Regions from separate parts of the Homo sapiens genome. Here regions 2 and 3 are each linked to region 1. Evidence: chromatin contacts called from ENCODE Hi-C or POLR2A ChIA-PET data. All regions are on one chromosome and are shown on one strand. Each heading gives the region's core, a stretch centred on a gene start or an enhancer-like site at or near the end of the contact. The rest is flanking DNA. Distances are from core to core; before and after follow the strand shown.

Region 1 (3,802 bases), core at 479-2,978:
ATTGTAATATCATCCAAATCTTTTGACTGCTTCTGGCTTATATAACCAAAATTGCATAAGGATACATCCCCATGTAGCTATAAAATTAAAAATTGTTTTTAATGATCTAGTAGCCGATAACTCAGGTTTAATTTTGTTGAAAGCAAAAAATTTAAAACAACCCTGTCTATCAAAGGGATGTGTTATGCAGTCAGTAGAATTATTCATTTTTTGGTTTCTGGGAAAATATTAAAAAATCATGCTTATCCTTGAAGTCTTCATCTAGTATGAAATGACTATTAATTTTATCTGGTACTCTTAAAGGCATTCCTTTTAATCCAATATGTTTAGAAAGTGTTGGAAAATAGAAATATTGTTCATTTCAATACAATTTTACCAATATAGTATTTTTTCAAATGCTTTTGACTTCTCACATGTTTTAGAAATATAGAATGAAAACATTTAGTTTATTCAATTTATGAAACACATCTTCCATTTGCCCTAATTGCCAAAGGTAGTTCCCTTTGTTAAATAAATTAACCAATTTGGACTTACTTTATGTTATAAAAAGTTATATTTCATTTTTATTACAATACAGTGATAAATTTATTGTATTTCATATTTTATAAAGTATACCAAACAATAAATTATATATTTATCATGTAGATGACAAATATCATGTCAAGATTAAACTGCTGTAGGTCACTATAGTTTCTATCTTATAAGAAAAAGATAAATCAATATTCTGTTTCACGTTAATTTATTATAAAGCAAGATAATGTTTAGCCAAATTTATTACATTTTTAAGGAAGTAATAAATATGATAGAAAGCAGGAAATTCCTTCTGTGTATGGATATGTATTGAAGCTTTTTCTCATTATATTTTTAATTCCCTCTTATTTTTTAAAATATTAAAACCATATTTATATGTTGTATTATAATTCTACTAGGTAATGAATTTGCATATCTCATCCTGTTTTATTTTTCTCTGACTCTTACTCATGGTGTCTTACTTCTATTTCTGTTTTGTGATTTTTTATTGTAAGCTCATATTGGCTGTAATTCTATCAGTGGGAAATTTTTGAGGCTGGATTTGGGCATACATTCTTCTAGGAAGGATTTTTGTTGCTTCTGCAAGGTACCTATGGGCATTAAATCTGAGTCCATTTTAAATTAGGCATTAAAGCATGGTCCATCTTAAATTGTACGTCTCTATTTTTAATTTTCAGAATTATTGCAAATAGTATAGATCTAACATGTATATGAAGGCTGGCTTGTGTCCATGTATTCACTGGGGACAAAAAAAAAAAAAAACAAAACCGGCCGGGCGCGGTGGCTCACGTCTGTAATCCCAGCACTTTGGGAAGCCGAGGCGGGCGGATCACGAGGTCAGGAGATCGAGACTATCCTTGCTAACGTTGTGAAACCCCGTCTCTACTAAAAATACAAAAAATTAGCCGGGCGCAGTGGCAGGTGCCTGTAGTCGCATCTACTCCGGAGGCTGAGGCAGGAGAATGGCGTGAATCCGGGAGGCGGAGCTTGCAGTGAGCCGAGATTGCACCACTGCACTCCGGCACAGGCGACAGAGCGAGACTCCGTCTCAAAAACAAAACAAAACAAAACTCCCCTCACCTCCAGGTCCTAGGCAATATTCCTTATTGTCTGCTTGTGCATGAAGGGGTCTTCCACCTTGTTCCACCTTTCTCTGAAGGCATATTTCTTCCTGGGTCTCACTTTTTGTATATAGTAATCTTACTTATGGCGCCTCTTCCTGCCCTGTTTGAAGGCTGTTTTTTTTTTTCAGCGCCCTCTACAGGCCAAAGACCTAATTCCTCTGGATTCATACACCTACCCAGACTGCCCATAGTTTCAATTCTCAATTGTCTATCTGGTCTGTTGTTCCTGATCTTAGTGAATTTTCCTTTCATTCTTACAGATTTGTGTAACAATTTGGAATAAACTTTAAAAAATTATTTTATAGAAAATATATATTATCTAGCACCCTTGTATGTCAGGATCCCTACTATGCTGTATTGCCAGAACCAGAAATCTTAGATGTAAATTTTGTCCATGTTTAGACAGTAGCAAGTGTTACCATGAATAGTTTGACTAGTGGATTTTATTTTGCATTTTTAGATTTTTATGTACAACTTTCCTCAATAGCCTGGTTAAAATATCCTTAGGAAGAAAATAGAAAAAAGATTCCTGGAAGTACAAAATGATGCGTTGAAAACTTTCTGATTTGGACTTAGGCCAATTATTTTAGTCCTAACTTCCTGTCTGCAGTGAATGGTCCAGGGATGGGGATGTGATTTAAGCAGGCCAAGCCGAGTCCTTCTGTGGGATTTTAGAAAGAACACTAGGAAAGAGAAAAATATTCTCCTTTTCTTGCATCTTGAACTGCAAGGATGGGCTTTTCAATCTGCAGGTGATTGCATCCTTTGAAAGCCTGTTTGCATAGCAGACAATGAAGCTGAGCAGAGAAAAACAAGATGAGAGACAGATGGAGTAGGAGACCTGAGAAGATGGCTTGAGTCCATGAATTCTGGTGTTCCCTAGGCCACATTTGCCCCCATCCTTCCCAGGTATGTGAATCAATAACAACTTCCTCCATTTATTTGTTTATAATTTTTTTTCGCTTAAGCTGTTTTGAATTGAATTTCTGTGACTTGTAATAAAAAAGCCCTAACCAGTAGAGCTCACAGTCAAAATATAGAAAGGGGCATCTGCCTGTAGTCCCAGCTACTTGGGAGGCTGAGGTGGGAGGATTGGCTGAGTTTGGGAGGTCGAGGCTGCAGTGAGCTACGATTGCACTACTGCACTCCAGCCTGAGCGACAGAGTGAGACCCTGTCTTTATAAAAATCACCAAAAAGAAAAAAAAAAAAGAGAACCAGATAGAGTGATATGCAGTGGTGGGTTAAGTGCTAACAGAGGTATTGGGAAAGGCCTGTGGAAACAACTAGCCAGACGAGAGATTGGGGCTGATGATACCATTTGATATAGTCTTGAAAGAAGACTCAGAGAGCTCCATACAGAATGCGAAGGCAGACTCTGAAGGCAGAGAAAACAATTGAGACAAAGGACTCAAAATGTAGAATGGTATGATATATAAAAGATAGCACTGGTGGAGCATGGAATATTTAGTATTTAGATTAGTTGAAAAATCAGAACTTTTGATATCAAACAATTGCTATTAGGAGAACCCAAAGTTGTCCTGAAGTATAAAGAGTTTTCTCCACTCTGCTTCACGTTCTTTAAGCGGAGTATTTTTGGCAGTAAAACAACTATGCTGAGTTGGTGCTAGGAGCTGTACAGATGCTGTTTCAAACTGTAGGTGTTCGGGGCCTCGTTTAAGAGTATCTTGGAACACAATAGATATCTAGTTAATTTCAAGAATTGTACAGGGGAAAATGAATTATCATGGAGCCACTTGGAATTGGTCCTCATCAGCCTTAGTATTTTCCTATATTCTCCTTGAAATATCAAAGCAAAACAAGATGTGGCTTTATAACTGGTTGATTGAGAAATCGCCCCTCAATGGAATATAAATACAAAATGATTTTGTTCTGGCACTGACTTCATCCATACTCCACTGAATTTCTTTTCCCATCATTTGATGATATCTTAGGCAAATTCTGTAACTTTCCAGTTATATTTTGTAAAAGCTCCAATCTCAGTCCTGTGAAAGTCTCCCCTCGCTGCCTCCTCCCAGTGCAGGCTTTGCCCATGGTTCCTAGGGCTGGCCTGGGTATGGGGCCATGCTCTGCTCACTCCCTCCTCGTGGCATTCCAGCATTGGCCCAATCTCTGTCAGGGCCACCTC
Region 2 (3,802 bases), core at 719-3,218, 320 kb after region 1:
GTGCAATCAGTGACTCCTGACTTGCCCCACCCCACCCCACCACCACCACCACTTCCCTCAACCTCCCATCTTAGTCAGGTCCTGGCTCAGCTGAGCACTAAACCACTGAACTGACAGATAGCCTGATGATGCAAGGGTATGGGAGAAAGTGGAGCAGAAAGGGTGAATGGGAGGTTGAGGGGTCAGGGAAGACAGCTTGGCTTCTTACCACTCAATGGAGGAACAAAGATAGAAACTTTCTCCATGTAGGTCAATCAAGAAAATAGTGTAGAAAGTAGCTGAGACCTAGGCCATCATGATATGGTCACTCCAAAACCCATCCATCAAGGATGGTGAAAAGAGACGGTGGTGAAATGGACTGAGGGGCGGACTTCACATGTGCAGTGAGGGTGGACAGGTGCTTCAGTGAGTTCCCTCCTTCACCACTACCAGCCAAAGAACCAATCCACGAACCCAGAGGAAAGCCCACCTATGCAACCAAGAGGTAGCACATTTTCTGTGGGTCAAACAACAGAAGAGGAGACTGAGCCAAGACAATCTGCCCACCACTGACAAACAGGCAAACACACAGGTAACTCCTTCCTCTATCACCTGCCCCAGGCACCAACATCAGTGTTGCTAGGCCTAAGACATAGATAGGATGGAGAGAGATGAGACCAACACTGTAACAATCAGACAAGACTACAAATCACTGAGTCATGCTAAATGTATTTGATGCACTGAGATACCTTTTTATTTATTTTATTTTATTTTTTATTTATTTATTTAATTTTTGAGACAGAGTCTTGCTCTGTTGCCCAGGCTGGAGTGCAGTGGCGCAATCTTAGCTCACTGCAATCGCCGCCTCCTGGGTTCAAGCAATTCTCCTGCCTCAGCATTCCAAGTAGCTGGATTACAGGCAACTGCCACCACGTCTGGCTAATTTTTGTATTTTTATTAGAGATGGGGTTCCACCATGTTGGCCAGGCTTGTCTTCAGCTCCTGACCTAAAATGACCCACCCCCCTCGGCCTCCCAAAGTGCTGGGATTACAGGCGTGAGCCACTGCGCCTGAGATACTGTTAAAACTCAGTTTTACATTTTCCCCTCCAGCTAGTGTGTCTAAGGTAGACACTGGTCAAAACTGTTGATATTCATTATTTGGAAATATAAAAGCAGTCGGTGCTTGTCTTTTCCTGATGTGGCGCATTTCTCAACCAAGCCTGCCTGTTATACTCTCTGTACAACCCTGGCCAAATTCTTTAACCTCCTGAACTGCCTTCCTATTCTGAAGATCAACCCATCTCACAGCACTGCAGGTTAAGAAAGCTCCTGCACAAAACCCTTAAATGTTAGTTCCCTGGCACCGAGAAGTAGGTGGGAAGTTGGCTTAGCCAGAGAAGTAGTAAATTATCTATTCTACCCTTTTGTAGACATTAACTACATTGCTAGAGAAAGAGAACATGCCCTCTTGTTCTTTTTCCTCCTACCGGTCACAGCTTAAATGTCACTTTCTCAGGGAGGTCTGTCTTGGCCACCCTACCCAAAGAAGGTGGTGTCCTGTTTTATTCTTTAGTACATTTCCTGTTATTTCCTCCGCAGTCCTAATCAGGACGTGAGCTTAGTAATTAACTTACTTGTCAAGTTGTTTCTTATCTCCATGCTGCCCCTGTTACATTACCCGAGGTCAGGCCCCTCTCTGTTTTCTCCCTCTTGTATTTCCAGTGCCTTTAAATTTGTACCACTTAAATGTGGTAAATCTTGTTCCTGAAGGTTCCAGGGCCTTGACTTGCATGTTCTTTTCCCTTATTTAAAGAATCTGAAATAAATTATCTACTTAGTTTGGTCCTTCCTGTGGCTGTTTGCTTGCTTTGGCAGAGTGAAAGTGAAATGTATTTTAATTTTTTTTTAACTTTACAGAAGCCATTAATATAAACCACAGAAATGGTGAGTTTCAATACCTGAAGTTCTGTGAATAATTACTGGGTGGAGCTATTCACACAGGCAATTTTCTGCTTTCCCCATGAGATAAAACCCCAAAAATGTGTTACTATAGCAGCCTGTTTCCTTACTGAGACAGAAACAAAGCAACCTATGAATTAACGTCAACCATTCCCCTGTACTGTGTATCCTCCCAGTTCTTAGTCTCAATGTGCCAGCAGATACACCAAATGTTGGGTTAGTGAAATGTCTGACACCTACACATGTGGAATAAAACGTGCATGTACACAAACTATAATTTAGCAGTATCAGTAGTAACTGCAAACTGAAAAAACAAAAAGGAAGTTGCATTTAAACATAGTGGTGGGCAGTCACCTCAACAGCATTGGGAAAGGGCTGTGCCCTAATTTGGGAAAATTTTCTCATTTTCCTGTTGACTTTGGCCCAGCAAAACGAATGGATTCCATTGGGATGCTCCCTGGTGAAAATCCTACCATCCTGAGCAAATTCAATGGCCAGCTCATGTCCAGTTCCTGTCATTAGTCAGGTTTCACATGAACAAGTGTGGTTTTCCAGAGCTAAGTACTTTCCACAGACAAAGCACCATAAAGCCACTTCTGTGACAGTGAAGTGAAGGCAGTGACATGTGGAACCCTTGTGGAATCTAGAGAAAGGGCTCAGAAAGCCCCCTATGCACCCATGGCTGGGCTCCCAAGAGGCCCCATCTAGTCCAAGATGGTTTCTCAGAAGCACTGAATCCAGAAGGCCATTTAGTAAGCAAAGTCATTTCTCATGGCATTGGTCCCTTTAGAAGCATCCTCCAGGTATGTCCAATGGGAGAGGACATGGTGGGACTGACTTAGAGAGACCCAAGTAGAAACTGCCTTTGGGCGGGGTCCAGTGGCTCCAGCCTGTAATCCCAACACTTTGGGAGGCCAAGGTGGGAGGATCACTTAGGCCCAAGAGTTCAAGGCCAGCCTGGCCAACATAGTGAGAACTTGTCTCTACAAAAATTTTTTTAAAAAGTTAGCCAGGTGTGGTGGCACATGTCTGTGACCCCAGCCACTCAGGAGGCTGAGGCAGGAGGATCGCTTGAGCCCAGGAGGTCGAGGCTACAGTGATCTGAGATCATGCCACTGCCCTTCAGCCTGGGTGACAGAGCGAGACCTCCATCTCTAAAACGCAAACAAACAGACAAACAAAAAACCCAAACCTGCCTCTGAAGAGCAGATCTTTGCTCCTCAAAGTGAGCCAGGACCCACAGCATTACATTTCTGATGCAAAGCCGCAGGCCCACGCCAGACCTGCCGACTGAGAAACTGCATGTTCACAAAAACCCACAAGAGTCATGAGCCTAGTGAAAGATGAGGCACACTTGCTGATTTTGTAGATGCTCAAAATAAACTTTGTAGAAAAATAGGCCTGGCAAATATGAGCTCATGGAGGAGAGGAATGGTGCTTTACTCTTTTTTTTTTTTTTTTTTTTGAGAGGAGTCTCCCTCTGTTGCCCAGGCTGGAGTGCAGTGGCGCAATCTTGGCTCACTGCAAGCTCCGCCTCCTGGGTTCACGCCATTCTCCTGCCTCAGCCTCCTGAGTAGCTGGGACTACAGGTGCCTGCCACCACGCCTGGCTAATTTTTTCTATTTTTAGTAGAGATGGGGTTTCACCATGTTAACCAGGATAGTCTCGGTCTTCTGATCTCGTTATCAGCCCGCCTCTGCCTCCCAAAGTGCTGGGAGTACAGGCATGAGCCACCGCGCCCGGCCACTTTACTCATTTTTTAACTACCAGTGCCTGTAGAAAACTAAGCATATGAAATATGAGTTGAACAAATGAGTGGATAAAGTGAGGGATTACTGCACTGTGTGGACACTGTCCTGGGC
Region 3 (3,802 bases), core at 849-3,348, 300 kb before region 1:
TTTAATTTATCAGATGAGCAAAGATACACTGCAAGATGAGCAAGATACAATGACAGGTGATGCTGGGGAAGGGGTGGCGGAAACGGCACTTTCATACATGGTTGATGTGAGTGTAAACTGACACAACCTCCATGGAGGACAATTTGTCAACTCCAATCACAACTATTTAATACAAGGCACACATCTGTTGGCCCAGCAGCTTCATTTCTAAAAATTAACTAACTGATTGAGACATGGTCTCGCTCTGTTGTCCAGGCTTGAGTACAGTGGCATGACCATGGCTGAACTGCAGCCTCAACCTCCCAGGCTGAAGTGATCCTCCAACCTCAGCCTGTAGCTGGCACTACACGCCCAGCTATTTAAAAAAAAAATTTTTTTTTGAGATGAGGTCTCCTTATGTTGCCCAGGCTGGTCTCAAACTCCTGGACTCAAGGTATCCTCCCACCTCTGACTCCCAAAGTGCTGGGATTATGGGTGTGAGCCACTGTGCCTGGCTCATTTCTACAAATTTATACTACATATACACTTACAAAAGTGGGGGAAAAACACGATTAAGGTTATTAACTGTAGTATTATTTAAAATAGTGAAAGACTGGCAATAATTTAAATATTCACAATAAATGGCTGGTTAGATAAATTAAGACAGACAAAATGATTTATGCAGCCATAGCAATGACACAGAACGTTATGCACTGATATAGAAGGATTTCTAAGACAGAAAAGAAAGCAAAATGTAGAGATAGGTGTATATATATGGTACCATTTATGTAAAAAAGATACACCCGTATTTCATACACATAAATGAGTATGTATATGCTTGAAAAGGTATATAGTATCCCTGAAAGATATAAAATGCAGTTGTAAAAATAATTGCTTCCTATCAGGGCAATGGTTATGGCTGAGATAAAAGTGGAAACAATTTGACTTCACTATGTATCTTTTAAAGTTTGCACCACGTGTTTCATGTGTATATATTACCTATTCAAAACTTAAATATACACAAGCACAGAGCAAACTGTGAATCTGCCTATCTCTAACTAACTCCTCCACCTTGAAAGTCCAGTCTCCAAACAAAATAATATTAAAAACAAAGTTAATTTCTGTTCCTTATCTGCTTAAAATCTTCCAGTGGTTTTGCATCAAACTCAGAGCAAAAGCCTGCCCTCTGACCCCTCGGCCCTCCTTTCTTACTATTCTCCCCTTAACTCACTCTGCCTCTGCTACACTGGCATTTTGGCTGCTCATGGAATAGGTTAGGCACTCTTCTGCCTGTCTTTGCATTTGCTGTTCCAACTGACTGGAATGGCAGCTCACTCCTTCCTGTCCTTTAGGATTCTGCTCAAACATTTCCGTGATGTGTTTGTCGATCATCTCATTTAATACTAACGCGCTCCCACTCCTTATCGTCCTTCCTTGTTTTATTTTCTTTTATAGCACTACCCCGCGTCTGCTGTACTATGTGTTTAAAAGTTTGTTTACTGTTTCTCTCCCTTAATTAGGATGCTCCAAAAAAGAGGGCTTCTGGGGCATACAGTGACACGTGCATGTACTCTATGAGAACAGAAATGAAAATTCCAATACCACTGGTGTTCAAAACACTCATACCACAAGGTCAGGACCAAGAAAAGCCACTCTCCGACCTGATGGTGTGATGGTTATACCACGTCAATAAAATCAGAAGATCGCCTACATCCTAAGAATAGCCAGAGAATACAACGTTCAATTCGAAACTTTTCTTTTGTAAACAGCAGTGGAAACCGGCGTGGGAAGCGCACCGAACACATGCTTCAGAGGCTGGGATCTCGGTCCTGGACGCCCGCGCTCTACGCAGCGCGGAAGCGGCGGGGCAGTCAGCCTAGCCACCTTCGGAACTCTCCACGCCTGATCCCGTTCCCCGGAGCCCGCGGCCGTTACCTTGGTGCCTCCGAGCCGTAACACTTCCTCCAGGGAGAACCCATTCTCGGCTTCACTAGTATTATCCTCATCCTCCTCGTCCGGATCTTCTACTGCCTCCTCGGGGCGCCAAGGCCGCTTGGCATGGAACTCCAAAGGCTCCTTGACTGCGGCCATGGCGGGCAAAGCATACGCGCGTGAAACTCAGCCTATTTCCGCTCTGCCAGTGGCGTAATTCCTGTCGGGGCGTGTCTTCTCCCGGAAATGGTCTAAGCCCCAGCTCCTGGCGGAGCGAGCTAGCCTGCGAATTTCAGCATGAGTGTACTGCTGAGGTCAGGTTTGGGGCCGTTGTGTGCCGTGGCGCGCGCAGGTAAGCGTCAGTCCCCTCGAAGCCCGGTTGCCGTGGAAGCCGCGTGGGGCGCCTTCCTCAGCTCTTCAGTTGAGGGTACCGGGGGATCAAGGGCTCGGGGGCTCACTTCCACCTTGAAGGTACCCTGGGCTGGAAACGGGTCCGGTACAAACGCAATAGGGCTGCGTAGTCGTGGGCAAGTGGGTGCTGTCTCTGCGCCCCGTGGGCGTGCTAAGCACAGTAGCCCGCGGTCTGCGGTGGGGCGAGGTTAAGGGTTCACGAAGCTGTTTTGAAAACGCTCAGGCGGCTTGCGCTCGTGAATGGTCAGATTTATCATGGGGTCTGTTTAATTTGTGTTTTTCGCAGCCATTCCTTTTATTTGGAGAGGGAAATACTTCAGCTCCGGGAATGAGCCTGCAGAAAACCCGGTGACGCCGATGCTGCGGCATCTTATGTACAAAATAAAGTCTACTGGTCCCATCACTGTGGCCGAGTACATGAAGGAGGTGTTGACTAATCCAGCCAAGGTATGGGTCGGGTAGCCCGAGGACTAGGCCCTCTCTAGCCGATTTGCGAGGTGCAAGCCAGGAGGGAGAAGCCCGAAGGTTCTCAGCCCAGGCAGTGGGGGTGCCTGCCAGGGGAAGAGCCATTTCTGAGGACCTGGGGACAGATAATTTGTCAGTTGGTCAGGGCTGGCTCACGTCAGAGGCAGTGCCAGTAAAGAGGAGAGGACACGGTCCAAGGGTGTTTAGGAGACAGAATGTAGCTGATTGGATTTATGATGCGGGAAGGATGACTTTCCTACTTGGCTGATGGTGGGTGGTGTGGATTCATTGCTTTGGGAGAAGGAATACGGGAGGAAGGATGGAGAGTTCAGGCTGGTATATGAATTTGAAGTGTGTGGGACTCTTAGGTAGAAATCTCCAACAGGCAGCTGGAAATAGGAATTACTGCCTGGAAAGTCGTCTGTGTTGGAATGGCTTCAGCTGGCATTGGAGACATGTGCTGGGTTTTCTCACATGTGCAGTTGAGAATGCAGTCTGGGTCGTCTTCACTGTTCTAGGATTAGGCACAGTCACAGCTTTCTGACCCACGTTTCCTTGTCTGTTCTACAGAGCCATTTGGTGAAAGCCTATAGTCCTTTATTTTAGAATATTTCATCTTTTGCTGGGTTGAAATATGACCTCTGTGGAATTCTGGGGTTAGATTGGCCATTGTTGTTGGATATGGTAGTGTGACTCTAGTGTCGAGGTTTACCCAAGGCCGGTATCTTTCTTTCGATGCCGGTTAGGCAGGGCTGCAAGATAGGTGGCTTAGACTAGTGTGGTGGTACTAGAAATAGAAGAGGGTGATTTAGAAAGGGACTGACAGGATTTGCCGATGGATTGAGTGATGGAACGGAGGAATCAAGGCTGATTCGTACTTTTAGCTTGAGCAGTTGGGTGATGATGGTACCTTTTATTGAGATTAAGACAGACAGGACCAGGTTTGGAGGAGTACTAGGGAGAGGGCCTACACCAGGAGCTGCATTTTATACATATTTTGTTAGCAGTGACATGC

Evidence for each region. A loop is a pair of places that touch in the nucleus more often than their neighbours do. ChIA-PET counts read pairs that join two places held with the same protein, here RNA polymerase II (POLR2A). Pooled maps may share reads with other maps.
Region 2: a loop to region 1 is called in a pooled map, with 2.3 times the contacts of the local background. The contact joins two enhancer-like sites. A Hi-C loop is called at or near these places in 2 of 50 pooled maps. POLR2A ChIA-PET finds 5 or more read pairs at or near these places in 2 of 52 experiments (Caco-2 and activated CD4-positive, alpha-beta T cell).
Region 3: a loop to region 1 is called in a pooled map, with 5 times the contacts of the local background. The contact joins the promoter of CEBPZ here to the enhancer-like site in region 1. A Hi-C loop is called at or near these places in 5 of 50 pooled maps. POLR2A ChIA-PET finds 5 or more read pairs at or near these places in 2 of 52 experiments (GM12878 and H1).

Annotation. Positions count from the first base shown.
Region 1 is chr2:37,534,588-37,538,389 of GRCh38, forward strand. No RefSeq gene overlaps it. Among named protein-coding and RNA genes, the nearest start is that of LINC03063, 26 kb to the right of the region's middle. RefSeq lists an enhancer at 1,624-1,863. Within about 2 kb of position 1,729, at least 15 of the 41 ENCODE cell types and tissues checked have a DNase peak (open chromatin) inside an H3K27ac peak, as active enhancers do; they include GM12878, where a contact is called at or near this core.
Region 2 is chr2:37,850,048-37,853,849 of GRCh38, forward strand. The region is part of intron 2 of PIRAT1 (PU.1 (SPI1) induced regulator of S100A8 and S100A9 alarmin transcription 1); the gene reads right to left. Among named protein-coding and RNA genes, the nearest start is that of PIRAT1, 24 kb to the right of the region's middle. RefSeq lists a silencer at 3,637-3,686. Within about 2 kb of position 1,969, at least 6 of the 41 ENCODE cell types and tissues checked have a DNase peak (open chromatin) inside an H3K27ac peak, as active enhancers do.
Region 3 is chr2:37,229,498-37,233,299 of GRCh38, forward strand. It overlaps CEBPZ (CCAAT enhancer binding protein zeta), which reads right to left and starts at 2,099. Exons shown (of 16, transcript NM_005760.3): 1 at 1,915-2,099. The coding sequence starts at 2,070. NDUFAF7 (NADH:ubiquinone oxidoreductase complex assembly factor 7) reads left to right here and starts at 2,161. Exons shown (of 10, transcript NM_144736.5): 1 at 2,161-2,263; 2 at 2,609-2,769. The coding sequence starts at 2,209. RefSeq lists enhancers at 1,444-2,643, 1,601-2,050.